Linked DNA regions of Homo sapiens: regions 2 and 3 are each linked to region 1. The links are chromatin contacts, found by Hi-C or POLR2A ChIA-PET in ENCODE. All regions are on one chromosome and are shown on one strand. Each heading gives the region's core, a stretch centred on a gene start or an enhancer-like site at or near the end of the contact. The rest is flanking DNA. Distances are from core to core; before and after follow the strand shown. Region 1 holds the start of SRSF4 (serine and arginine rich splicing factor 4). Region 2 holds the start of EYA3 (EYA transcriptional coactivator and phosphatase 3). Region 3 holds the start of FAM76A (family with sequence similarity 76 member A).

Region 1 (4,670 bases), core at 282-2,781:
TCTAGGAATAGATGATATATATAGAGAGAGAGAGAAAGAGAGAGAGAGAAATGCAAAGTTACTGCAGCAGTGTAATAACAAAAGGTTGGAACTTATTTCAATGTCCTTCACCAGGGCACTGGCTAAATAAATTACTGTGTATAAAATGGTATGAACCATAAAACTAGTCCTTTTATACTCTTAAGGAATGATTTTCAAAATATATTTTGTGTAGAACCATATGTATAGTATCCTACTATTTGTTTTATAAGGGTAAATTAACCTCCTAAAGGACATTTCAGAAACTGCCTCTGGGAAGAGAAACTAAGTGGCTGGTGGACAGCGAAGACTTTTCACTGTGTATCATTTGAACCTTGAGTTATCCTTTCAAAATATTCAAAAAACAAAAACAAGCAAAGAAACAAAACCCTTTATGGTTCTAGGTACATGGCGTTAGTGAGAAGGGAACCAATATTTATTGAGCTCTTACCATGTTTCAGACACTGTTCCAAGTACTTTCACATACACTACCCCATTTAGTGACCTGTGTAATCCTTGAGATGGGTATACATTATTCTAATTTTACAGGTTAGAAAATAGACTGGATAGGCCAGGCGCAGTGGCTCACGCCTGTAATCCCAGCACTTTGGGAGGCCAAGGCGGGCGGATCACCTGAGGTCTGGAGTTTGAGACCTGCCTGGCCAATATGGTGAAACTTCCTCTCTCCTAAAAATACAAAAATTAGCCGGGCGTGGGGGCGGGCGCCTGTAGTCCCAGCTACTCTGGAGGCTGAGGCAGGAGAATCGCTTGAACCCGGGAGGCGGAGGTTGCAGTGAGCTGAGGTCGCGCCACTGCACTCCAGCCTGGGCGACCGAGCGAAACTCGTCTCAAAAAAAAAAAAATAGGTTGGATTGTGGTCAAGTAATTTACTCGGCGTCATGCCTAGTCTAGCTCCAAAGCTCCAGCCTTCTCCGCTTCTCACACTGCTTCTATTTAAGCAGTGTCCTCTTAAAAATAATACTGGTCTCATTTATTGGGCACTTGATATGACAAAACTACTAAGTGCTTTATGTACGTATTCTCATATAATTCTCAAGACAACTCTGGAAGGTAGGAACTACTCTCCCCCTTTTACAGAAAAGATAAAGGAGGGTCCGAGACATCGCGCGTAACAAGCCCAAGGTCACGGGTACACAATCGTTTGGAAGCTAGGTTTGATTCCAAAGCTCCAGCTCCGAAATCCAAACCACACCCGGTTCAAAGGACAAAAGCACAAACGCTCGCTCGCTGGGCTCTAGGAGGTGCGGACACTTCCGGGGGAGGGGCGAAGCCAGCTGGCTGCGGAAGGCGGTGCAGGAACCCCTTTGGCGAGCTCGCGCGAGGACGTGCCGCAGCGCCGCCTGTCGATCACCTTGCCCCGCCGCACGTCGGCGCGCCCCCGGGCAAGCTCCTCCCCCAGTCCTGGCCGAGCGGGAAGCGAACGCGCGCTCTCTCCGGTTACCTTCCGCCTCGGGGAAGGGCGGGGGAAGTGGAAGCGCGCGCTCGCGAGCTGCGTGCTCGCGTACGTCGCCGGGGTTCGGCTGCGTCCGTCCCGCCGCCCGCCCGTTGCCGCCGCCGCCGCTGCCGCCGTGCTCTCGCTTTGCCCGCCGCCGCCTAAGGGGGGCTGGGGCCGGGGCCAGCCATCACTGCCGTTGCCGGGATGCCGCGGGTGTACATCGGCCGCCTGAGCTACCAGGCCCGGGAGCGCGATGTGGAGCGCTTCTTTAAGGGCTACGGGAAGATCCTGGAGGTGGATCTGAAGAACGGGTGAGGAGGGCGAAAGAGGGTCCGGCCGGGCGGGGACAGACCCCATAGGTGGTGGGGAGGCCGCGGGGACGGGAGAGGGACGCCTGGTCCGCGCGGAGCGGCTACCGGCCTGGCCAGGCTCCGCCATAGTGGCGGCGCCTCGGGGGCGCGGGTAGGCCCCGGTTCCCACTGCGCCTGCGCGGGTGGGGGTGGTGGAGGCATAATGGGAGCTGTGCTGAGGCCCTGAGTGGGACGGGGAGAAGGAAAGCCCGAGTGGGGCTGGTGCTCCGGGCAGGGGGGCACAGCTCCAGGGCGCCCGGGAGACCTGGGTTTTCCCTTCCTAGGCCCGGAACTGGGGCCCTATTCGTTTCTGGGTAGACACCAACCTTTCCCGCTCTGAGGACTACTGGAAATAAACAGGATTTCCTGCTCCCTTTCACCTCTTGCCCGGTCTCATGGATCAGACGGTCACAGCGCCGTCTTCCCCGAGGACTGGAGCCTTGGAGGGAGGCCCTTTTTAGCCGTGTGCCACGCTTTTTTGGGCGGGAGACTCCAGTTTGAGTAGTCTAGTGACAGTTTCGAAAGTATCGTCTTGCCGTGCTGAAAGCCTTCACCGTTCCCTCTGCAAGAGTAAATTAAAGTCTTAACTTCTTATCTTTAAGACTCCGTGCAGAGTTTCCACGCTGTGGTTTCCGTTTTCCAACTTACCGAAAAATTGCTTGGCCGTTGTAGAATTTGTTAGGAGAATAGTGGCCACCCTGGCTAGTATCTGCGTCTGGTTAACGCAGACGGAGACGAAATTGTTAACTTACTGCCTCCCCCAGAGTATGATCTATTACTTGTATTCTTAATCTACTTCGGCAAAAATAGTGCCAGCATGAGCTACAGGTTTTAGGGAAAACTGTTGAGGAATCAGGCCTGGAGAAAATACTCAACGGGGAAAACTGGGAACCAGATGTTAGGTAGGGCTTGGAAGGCATGGATATAAAATTAAAAGGACTGGGGTGACATTTTAGGGCACTAAACCTTGGGTGTTAGAGAACTCTTGGCTTAAAAAAGAAACTCTACTTTGCAACAGTTGTAATATAGCTACCGTTTACTCCCCAGGGTTATACTAGTAACTGACACCTGAAACATTTTGAAAGTTACCTAAGTATGTTTCACGTATGAGAAAACTGGTAGCTACCGTATTCTCAAATGATGATTTGGGTTTAAAAAGCCATTTCAAATTAATTATTAGAATCGTTTTCTTTCTGAGGACGTCTTTAGTAAAGTACTGATTTCTTTTACAGTAAAAGGCTTTAAAAACTACTCCTTTTCTACAGTAAAACGTTCAGTTCTTAAGGATATATTGAAGTGGCGGGTAGACGTTATTGTATACATACCATATATGTGAAAGTTGAAACTCCAGTTTTTTTCAGAGCCCAGCTAAATTGACAGCATAACTAACTTTTGTGGACAAAGTGTGGATTTTGAAGCCAGCCAGGCCTAAGTCAAATCCTGGTTCCACCACTTACTACGTATGGGCAAGTTACTTCTCTGAACCTGGTTGTTCATTCATGTGGAAAAGGAAGATTAGAGATAATAAATGTAAAGCATTTGGCTTAGGCAGTAAGTGGCAGCTATAATCAGAGGGATGAGGAAACATCTTTGCTTGTTGGTGTTTGATAACATAAAGCGTGTTTGGTGAGGTCTTTTCTAATGTTACTCAGGTGATAGTGTGCAGGAAATGACAAGACTGTTAATGGGAAACTGATTCATCAACCAAATGTATTGATAACCCATCAACAAAATGTCCACCACTGTGCTAAATGAATTGGGGGAGGAGGCAGAAAACAGTTCTGCTCTTGAATAAATTAAGCATTATGACATGTGCACTTTGAATTAAGAAATGTTTGCTTTCGCTTTAAACTCTAGTAAAACTTGGAATGATTTGCTTGAAAAGATGTGTTGAAATGGCTTTGAAGAATAGATTAGAGCTTGAAGTGAAGAAATTTAGGTTTCTGGGAATAGTATATGTCGTAGTTGGGGCTCAGGCATGGTGACTTGTGCCTGCAATCCCAGCTGAAGTGTGAAGATTACTTCAGGCCAGGAGTTTGAGACCAGCCTGACCCCATCTCTAAGAAAAAAATTTTTTTAATTAGCCACGCGTGGTGACACTCGCCTATAGTCCTAGCTACTTCAGAGGATGAGGCAGGAGGATCACTTCAGCCTAGGATTTCAAGGCTACAGTGAGCTATGATTGTGACACTGCACTCCAGTCTGGGTAACAGCAAGACCCCCATCTCTAATAAAATAAGTACAATGCTGACTTTTTTTGCTTTTTGATGAATAGGGAAAAAATATTTTTTTAATGTCATAATTGGTGTTGAAGACATGGTCCAGTAAGAAGCAATTATGAAAAATAATAAACAATCTAGCATGGATCAAGCCTTATGAAGAATCTAGAAATTTAACAACATAAACCAGAAACAACGACTATTAGATTTTACACTAAAAATTCGAAATCAATGAGTAGGAATTCAAAGGCTCTGGAAGGAAGAAGTGAGCAACCCAAAAGGAAGATGGAGCGATAAGAGGAAAGAGCCTTTCAGGACCCTAAATACCTGGGTGGTTTTTTTAAGGAACTGTTCATTCTTACAGTTATGCTGCCAAACCATGATATGCATGAAATGTCATTGAAAGTCAAGGTTGAAATGAAGTCATTTTAGAGTTTCAAAGACAGGTATGACAGTCACCAAACAGCACACAATATGACCTCCTGGCATCATTGAGGAATCATTACAGAGGAAAACGACTTCTGGGAAGAAGACCAATGGTAAAGATGTATTTCAAGCAAAAATTGCCTGTATGGCAAAAACGCTGGAGAGTCTGAAAGGAAGGAGTGAGTACAAAAGAAAAAGCAT
Region 2 (4,621 bases), core at 1,710-4,209, 1.1 Mb after region 1:
TTATACCATATAGCTTAGGTGTGTATAAGTCCATTTTACGATGTTCGCACAATGATGAAACTACCTAACGAGGGATTTCTCAGAACATATTCCTGTCCTTAAACAGAGTGTATATGTATGTAAATGCTTTAGGCATAACTTTTCTGGAGCTATTGCATTGATTACTCATGGGCTCCCTCTGGTGGAGGTGGTGGCTCAGTTTGCAGGGTTTCAGATCAGGAAAACCAAAGTAAATGAGCAATTTAGCCCTTCATTCAACAAACATTTACTGAGTGCCTACAGTGTGCCAGGCTCCATTCTGGTGCTGAAAAAACATCCGTGAACAAATCGGACAAACATCCATGGACTCATGGAACTTACATTCTGGCAGGGGGAGAGAGACACTAAGCCAAATTTACAAGCAACTTGTTGGATGGGAAAGTACAAAGAGGATGGTAGTGTTCCAATTTTTAATGTAGTGTCAGGGAAGATCTCATTGAGAAAGTGACATGTGAATAAAGATGTAAATGAGGTGAGCGGATGAATGATGCAGGTATCTGGGGGAAGAGCACTCCAGGCAGATGGATTAAAAAGCACAAAGGCCCTGGGCCTACCTGTAGTTTTGAGGAATGGCAGAGGCCAATGTGCTTTAAGGGGAAGGATGACAGAAGGAGTAGGAGTTGAGGTTAGAGCAGAGCTGTACTGGAGGTGTCAAATCTTGAGGGTCCTGTAGACCAATGTAAGGATTTTGGTTTTTACTCTGAAATAGGAATGCATTGGAGGAAGGATATGATCTAATTAGGGTTTTAACAGGAGCCCATTGCTACTATATTAATAGATTGTGGGGGCCGGGCGTGGAGGCTCACACCTGTAATCCCAGCACTTTGGGAGGCTGAGGCGGGTGGATCACTTGAGGCCAGGAGTTCAAGACCAGTCTGGCCAACATGGCAAAACCCCGTCTCTACTAAAAATATAACAATTAGCCGCGCGTGCTGGCGGGCCCCTGTAATCCCAGCTATTCAGGAGGCTGAGGCAGGAGAACCCAGGAGGCAGAGGTTGCACTGAGCCAAGATCAGGCCAGTACACTCCAGCCTGGGTGACAGAGGGAGGCTCTGTCTGAAAAAAAAAAAAAAAAAAAGATTGTGGGAAGGCAAGAGTATAAATAGGGCACTCACAGTCACTGACTGACTGGTTTATACCAACGGAGGCAGTAAATGGTCAGGTTCTGGACAGATTTTGAAGGCAAATCTTGCAGAACTTGCTGATGGAGTACATGTGGGATATGAGAGAGGAGTTAAGGATCTTAGTAAATGATGTTGCTTAGTACATTGTTGTCATCGGAAGAGGTGATCAAATATACAGTCAAAAAATGTAGAAAAAATAGTTTTTTTTCTGGATTTTGTTATTCGTGGTATTTGTGAGCTAATAAAAATGTTTGTAATTTTTCTCATTATAAAAGGTTCACTTTTATATCTAATATTGTATTTGTAATTTTGGATTTTTTTTTTTTTTAGACAGTCTCGCTCTGTTGCCCAGGCTGGAGTGCAGTGGCATAATCATAACTCACCGCAGCCTCTACCTCCTGGGCTCAGTTAGGTGCGTGCCACCACACCTGGCTAATTTTTCTGGGTTTTTTTTGTTGTTGTTTTGCTTTGTTTGTTTTGTAGAGACAGGGTCTAATTTTGTTGCCCAGGTGATCTCCAACTCCGGGGCTCAAGCAACCGGTCGACCTCGGCGTCCCAAAGTGCTAGGATTTCAGGCATGAGCCACTGTGCCTGGCCTTGATTATTTTAAAGAGGGCCCCCAAATTGAATAAACGTCAAGTCTCCACAAAGCCTGAATTCAACCTTGCTTCTAGCCCATACTTGGGTTGTAATTTAAAATTAACGAAACATTTAAGAATTTTGCTTCCGAAAACAGTGTGCACGAAGTGAATTGTAAGCCTAATATAATATTAAGAATAAACTAAATTTGGGGATAAAAAGATCACCTTGGGGCTCACGCCTGTAATCCCAGCACTTTGGGAGGCCAAGGGATCAACCGAGCTCCAGAGTTGGAGACCAGCCTGGGCAACATGGCGAAACCCCGTCTCTACCGAAAAATACAAAAATTAGCCGGGCGTGGTGGTGCGCGCCGGTAGTCTTAGCTACTCGGGAGGCTGAGGTGGGAGGATCACTTGAACCCAGGAGGCGGGGGTTGCAGTGAGCCGAGATCGCGCCACTGCACTCCAGCCTGGGCGACAGAGCAAGACTCTGTCTCAAAAAAAGAAAAAAAAAAAGGGATGGGCGCGGTGGCTCACGCCTGTAATCTCAGCACTTTGGGAGGCCCAGGCGGGCGGATCACCTGAGGTCGGGAGTTCAAGACCAGCCTGACCAACATGGAGAAACCCCGTCTCTACTAAAACTACAAAATTAGCCGGGCGTGGTGGCACATGCCTGTAATCCCAGCTACTCGAAAGGCTGAGGCAGGAGGATCGCTTGAACCCGGGAGGCGGAGGTTGCAGTGAGCCGAGATCGCGCCATTGCACTCCAGCCTGGGCAACAAGAGCGAAACTCCGTCTCAAAAAAAAAAAAAAAAAAAGATCACCTTGGGCTAGCCTCCCAAATGTCTTCCAAAACTTCCCACTCATTCTCCTTCCCAGTTTTTCTAAATCTACCAAATGCACCCAACACTTCTTACGTTCCTTTTAGCCAGGTAGGGATTACGCGCATTTTTAAAGACCTCCTTAAAAGTGAAGGCTGTAGTACCGTCAGGACTGCCTAGCGCTCACCCAGAAGCTGCTTGTCTCCGAGGCACTAAGAGGGGCGTGGCCATGGGCGTGGCTCGCCGGGCCGGCGGAGTGGGCGGAGCCTAAAAGCTTCCCCGCCCGGTCAGACTCAACACATGCGCCCAGAGGTTTCTAGTGGAACGAGGTGTGGATTGTGAGGTGACTCTGGCCGCTTACTTCCGGTTCCTAGCGATGCGCATCCGGGTCACGCTAACGCCGCGGTTTCCTCCGCTCGATTGGTTCTACTGTGGGTCTGGACTGATCTCCATGTCCTGTTGTGGGGCTTTTACAGCCTTTGGGTGAGTCTCAGCTGCCAACAGGGTCTGAGCGCAGCCGGGCGAGCACAGCGTGAAGGGGGATGGGTCTAGAGTTCTGCCTCGGTCCTTGTGGGTGGGAGTCTCTTCGCCTGTCCCTTGTCACTGCAGTGCTTCACTCACCTCAGCCCTTTCCTTCACGCTGGCCTCGCCTTATTCACCTCAGCTTAGCCTTCTCGCGCTTCCGTGCCTCTGTCGCCTCGCTGTTTTTCCTCAGCCTCATCAGTCCTTTTCCAACCTCGGTTTCTTGCCTTACGCCTCAGCGCTTCTCTCAGCCACTGCCTCTCCTTTTTTCTCCTCCTCCCTTCTTTTAGAACCTCTTTTCCCCTACCCCTGATCTGGGATCTCAGCGTTCTTTCACCTAGCGAGACGGCCCAGCTTCTCATTGTGCTCACTCTTCACCACGAGAAACTGAGCCTCTCCCTAGGGTCCTAGTTCCTTGTCCCCCAACTTTCTTCAGCTTTGATCCTTCCTCCTGGGACCAGTAGGTGACAGTGCTTCTCCTGGGGTTCTTCTGCCTGTCCTTAGCTAGAGGAGAGCTTTGCCAAAGCCCCGAAATGGGAAGACTTCCCCAGCCTGGGGGAAGTTTTGCCTTAAGGCGCCGGGTTAGACTGAACTCTGGTAGCTTCCATAGTTAGGGTACAACAAAGGCGTTCCTAGTTCTTCGCTTTACCTCAGTTTTGGGGCTCTCTCAAGAGCAGCTAACAGGTGGCAGGCACACGGTACTGCTAGCAGTTGGGCTGGCGCGATCTTGTTAATTGACAAGTCATGAAGAAGTTCTGTCAGTTTTGTGTTCCCATGAGAATGGATGTGCACAGCTGAGGCAAAAACGCCAATATTTTGGGACGTTCAGCTCTGTTTTCGGCATGGACGCTTCTTACAGGACACTTGTGATGATAGAGGACAGAATTTGTGGAGAGATCATTAGCCCCAGATTTATGAATTTATTGTGTTGTTTCCGAAAAGTGGTCTGCTGAAGAGTTCACTATAGTAATTTCAAAGTAATCTTTAAACTTAGTATGCACATATGCATTTTTTCATTTTTACTGTATTAAGTTTTCTATTTGTCTTCCTCTTCCTTCATTAGCCAGACTTTACTTAGAATTACATTACTTAGAAGTACATTACTTAGAATATTCTTCTAACTTTTGTATTTTTTTTTCCTTACCATTTCCACCTTTGTAGTAAAACTATCATTTTCTCATTTTGAGATTTAGGGCACCTTTCTTAAATTTCCCTAGAGGTTTAAAGTCATTTATAACATGAAGGAATTGCATTTAATAATGGTTAGTGCTCCCTTTCCCAAATTTTGTGATCTAGAGTATAGGCTTGGGTAATCTTTATTTTTTCCCGATGTTTATAGTGTATATCTAGCACTTGATTGCAGCGGTTTTTGTGTCATCAGTTTCTGTAATCTATAAATTGTGCTTTAAAATGTAGTACTTCAGTATGAACTTAAATACAGCTTTGAGCACCTGCTTATCTTTTGGCTAATTAGCTATAGAAAAATCTTCATTATATGATACATATACATATAAGAGTGTATAGTCCTTGGCTTATT
Region 3 (4,160 bases), core at 484-2,983, 1.5 Mb after region 1:
AATATTTAGCAATTATAGTCTGTATATAATGTGATTGATTACAGATCTGTATTTTACAATGCAACTGATTATAGCATCTGTACATGAAATGCAATCAATTACAGATTTTAAGAGGAAAAAAGCCTATTAATATCTTTCATGGTCAACAAAACTCTACCTCTCCTGCTGGTACTCAGTCCTGCAGTAGGTGCACTTCACAACAGGGTGTGCAATCCGACATTCCTGAAATGAAATGAGGATATAATTTTAAAAGGCAGTCACAAATGGAAACAGCCTTCAGTAGGAAGCCGACCTGGGTACTATTTCTAGCATAGCTACTATGCTTGAGTGAGTCACTTAAACTTTCTGGGCCTTATTTTTCTCCTCTGTAATACTGGCATCACTTCCCTACTGTTGATGTGGGAGTTAAGTAAGAACTTATATGGATTATATGGAACTAGCCATAAATTGTAAAACAAACATATATATGAACAAGTCCCAGACTGGGAATCAGAAGCCCTGAATTCCAGGCCTGGTTCTTCTGCCACTGTGTGATTTTGCGGTTTACTTGTGAAATGAAAGTGCTGGATTAAAATTATTATTTATATATACATAACTTCCTTAAAATCATATATACATATTTTGAGGCCAAAAAGGGCACTCAAGCACTTGCATTCCCCCAGACCTGGTATATAAAAACTGGCAAATGGAAAGTCATGACCATCTGAGGCAAAAGTGACAATTATGAGTTATCCAAATCAGAGACACAAACTGGATTATTGGATAACCTCAACATTATTCTTCAGCCAGTTTGGTGACTTTTTAACTGTTGCCTCACAGCACCTCTAGTCACTTAAAAAGTAAAAGTGGGATAAAGCAACTTAAAAGAAAAAGAGAAGTTGGACCTTCAGGAGCAAAAACTGATCAGCAGCTAGTCAGGGAAGACCGAAGACCACCAACTGGATGCTGAGAAGTGATCCCTCGGATCTGTGAGCCTGACTGTGGGGCTTTTTTAAAACATAAAGCCTTGCTGCCTCCGATTCTGAGACTGGCCGAAAAGTGAGATGCTTAAAAAAAAAAAAAAAATCAAGCCTTGCTACCTCCGATTCTGAAACTGGTCGAAAAGTGCCCGTGAGGAGCCCGAGTTCGACACATTCCTCCAAGGCAGCACCCAACTTTGGAGTTCAGTCCCAGGAGGGGCAGGAGGTCCCCACCAGGGAGACCGCGGCGGCGGGGGAGGCAGCGCAAAGGGATCCCGAAGGCGACCAGTCAGGGCAAGCAGGGGACCCGCTGTCCCTCCCCCGACCTCACGGGGTCCGAGAACAATCCCCACGGTTGCTAAGCACCCGGACACGCCGGCCGCGGGAGCCTGGACCGGGTCCCGGCTCCCGCACGTGCCCCGCCGGCCCCCAGCGGGGTGGGTGCGGCTCCTCAGCCTGGCGGGCCTGCCACACCCTGCTCCGGGGACCCCGCCGGGCGTCCCCACAGAATCTGGAGCTCCGGGCCGCGCCTCCTGCGTCCCCAGTTCCCGGCCGCCGCCCCAGCCCGCGCACCTTGCACAGCTGCTGCCCCTGAGACAGCGCCTCGAAGGGGAAGCGCTGGTGGCACTTGGTGCAGGCGTAGAGCGCCGCCATGTCCGGCCCGGGCCGCGCTCACCGACCCGCCGGCCCGGCCCGCCGATTTATCTGACAGTCTGAGGCACAACCCGGCGGCGGCTGCAGGCTGCTGGCTGCGGCAGGCGGGCGGGCGCAGGCGGGTCGGGGCGGACCCGGGCGGGCTGGGGCGGGCACGGCGACTCTAGACGCCCGCTCACTGGTGGGCTTTGACGTCGATCAAGTGGGAAGGGGCGGAACACGGAGCTTTCGCCCACTCTGATTCGGTCTGGCCTGGAGTACGCCACTGTGACGCTCCAGGCCGCGATTATGTAAAGCGCAGTCACGCGGGGGCGCCACCTGGAGGGGACAGGCTCCCGGCCGGGACCTCGGAAGAGCTTAGGCTCCGCCCTACTTGCTCAGCGTTCCCGCCCTCGCTCCGCCTCTCCACGGCCTCAGGCGCATCTGCGCTTCTCGCGATACCTTCGGGGATTTGTGATGTTTTGGTTTCCATGGAGCTGCCCTCTGGGAGCACGAGGGGTACAATTGGAACGAAGGCGGCGCACAGTTAACTGGAACTCTGCAGCCGTCCAAGCCCAAAGAAGGTGGGGAGCTTGGGAAAGAAGTTCCTCATAATCGGAGCAGGAGGAGCCCGCCCAGCCTCGCTCAAAGGAGGAGACGAGACTCTGAGGGACAATTTAGAAGTGTGTCCTCAATTTAAGACACCTAAATAGGGAACTGTGGGGCTGTGGGCCTTAGGAGAGAAAAGGAGAGCCCCAGAGAGAGCACCCCTATGCTGCGGAAGAGGGACTAAAGAGATGGCAGTCCTTCCAGGAGGGATTGGACAGATATTCAGGCGTCCGGTGGCCTGCAGGCCCCCATCAGAGTGGGCTGCAATTGGCCCAGACCTGCTTCCTACTTTGTTTTCTCCGGTTTCACCCCCAGCTTCTCTCGCAAGCAACCACCTGGTGATTCCTGACGAGGCCTGACTTCCGGAAGGCAAGCCACGCCCTCCGGGCTCCCCTGCCTCTCTTTGGCTCCAGCTTGGCATGTATAGGAGCTGCCCAAGGAATGACAGACTTCTTGTTCTTGAGGTGTTGGCAAAGCTTCCTGCACTGCTGACCTATCCAAGTCCTGCCTTGTAGCTGCTCTTGGGCATAGGTTACTCTTGGCTCTGCCAACCACCCGTACAGGACTAATTGCAGTTTTACCTCAACGTGCGCTTTTTACAATTAAAAACTGACTTAATGGCTTCTATTTCCCTGCCTCAACAAAAAAAATTTACTCTCTCTGAACCCAAATCTGGCTGCTTCCTTGTAGGATCCCCCAAAGATGTGCATTAATCATTAGGATCAGAAAGCAAAGTTTCCAAATCACTGTTCCACAACTAACTACATGACCTTGGATCTATCACTGAACTTCTCACGGCCTCGTTTTTCTCAATTGTACAATGAGGTCATTGTGAGAATCAAAACCAGTACATGAGTCGGGGCGGGATGGCTCACAACTGTAATCCCAGCACTTTGGGAGGCTGAGGCCAGAGGATCACTTGAGCCTTGGGATTTAAGACCAGCCTGGGTCGGCCGGACGCGGTGGCTCACGCCTGTAATCCCAGCACTTTGGGAGGCCGAGGCGGGTGAATCACCCGAGGATCACCTGAGGTCAGGAGTTCCAGACCAGCCTGACCAACAAGGTCAAACCCTGTCTCTACTAAAATACAAAAATTACCCGGGCGTGGTGGCAGGCGCCTGTAGTCCCAGCTACTCGGGAGGCTGAGACAAGAGAATTGCTTGAACCTGGGAGGCAGAGGTTGCAGTGAGCCAAGATCATGCCACTGAATTCCAGCCTGGACTACGGGGCAAGACTCCGTCTCAAAAAAAAAAAAAAAAAGACCAGCCTGTGCAACACAGTGGGACCCCATTTCTACAAAAAAACTTTTTTAAAAATTAGCCGGGTGTGGTGGCACGAGCCTGTGGTTCCAGCTACTCAGGCGGCTGAGGCGGGAGGATCCCTTGAGCCTGGACAGTCGAGGCTGCCCTGAGCCATGATTATGCCACTGCACTCCAGCCTAGGTGACAGAGTGAGACCCTGTCTCAAAATATATATGCAAATACAAATAAAAACAGTACGTGGAGGAAAATGTGGGGAAATTGTTTAATGGGTAAGGGGCTTTTGGAGTGATGAAAATGTTTTGGAACTAGATAGAGGTAACGGTTGTTCAACATGGTGAATATACTTTTTTTTTTTTTTTTTTTTTGAGACAGAGTCTGGCTCTGTCTCCCAGACTGGAGTGCAGTGGCGCAATCTTGGCTCACTGCAACCTCCACCTCCCAGGGGTTCAGGTGATTCTCCTGCCTCAGCCTCCTGAGTAGCTGGGATTACAGGCGCGTGCCACCACCCCTGGATAACTTTTGTATTTTTAGTAGAGATGGAGTTCACCATGTTGACCAGGCTGGTCTTGAACTCCTGACCTCAGGAGTTCCTGGATCAGTTGATCCGCCTGCCTCGGCCTCCTAAAGTGCTGGGACTACAGGCGTGAGCCACTGTGCCCGGCTTTTTTTTTTTTTTTCTTGTGACGGAGTCTTACTC

Evidence for each region. Hi-C counts contacts between places; a loop is a spot of excess contacts on that map. ChIA-PET counts read pairs that join two places held with the same protein, here RNA polymerase II (POLR2A). Pooled maps may share reads with other maps.
Region 2: a map of CD4-positive, alpha-beta T cell shows a loop between it and region 1 (4-fold over the local background). The contact joins the promoter of EYA3 here to the promoter of SRSF4 in region 1. A Hi-C loop is called at or near these places in 2 of 168 maps with a recorded cell type or tissue (CD4-positive, alpha-beta T cell and naive thymus-derived CD4-positive, alpha-beta T cell) and 10 of 50 pooled maps. POLR2A ChIA-PET finds 5 or more read pairs at or near these places in 1 of 52 experiments (T-cell).
Region 3: a pooled map shows a loop between it and region 1 (7-fold over the local background). The contact joins the promoter of FAM76A here to the promoter of SRSF4 in region 1. A Hi-C loop is called at or near these places in 6 of 50 pooled maps. POLR2A ChIA-PET finds 5 or more read pairs at or near these places in 2 of 52 experiments (CD4-positive, alpha-beta T cell and PC-9).

The regions. Positions count from the first base shown.
Region 1 is chr1:29,178,761-29,183,430 of GRCh38, reverse strand. It overlaps SRSF4 (serine and arginine rich splicing factor 4), which reads left to right and starts at 1,531. Exons shown (of 6, transcript NM_005626.5): 1 at 1,531-1,785. The coding sequence starts at 1,679. It also overlaps a transcript of MECR not described here. RefSeq lists enhancers at 203-840, 1,183-1,412, 841-1,478 and silencers at 1,483-1,692, 1,743-1,932.
Region 2 is chr1:28,086,948-28,091,568 of GRCh38, reverse strand. EYA3 (EYA transcriptional coactivator and phosphatase 3) reads left to right here and starts at 2,959. Exons shown (of 18, transcript NM_001990.4): 1 at 2,959-3,045. RefSeq lists enhancers at 3,020-3,089, 3,300-3,359.
Region 3 is chr1:27,723,534-27,727,693 of GRCh38, reverse strand. It overlaps FAM76A (family with sequence similarity 76 member A), which reads right to left and starts at 1,733. Exons shown (of 9, transcript NM_152660.3): 1 at 1,533-1,733; 2 at 158-222. The coding sequence starts at 1,613. RefSeq lists silencers at 1,209-1,908, 1,747-2,389.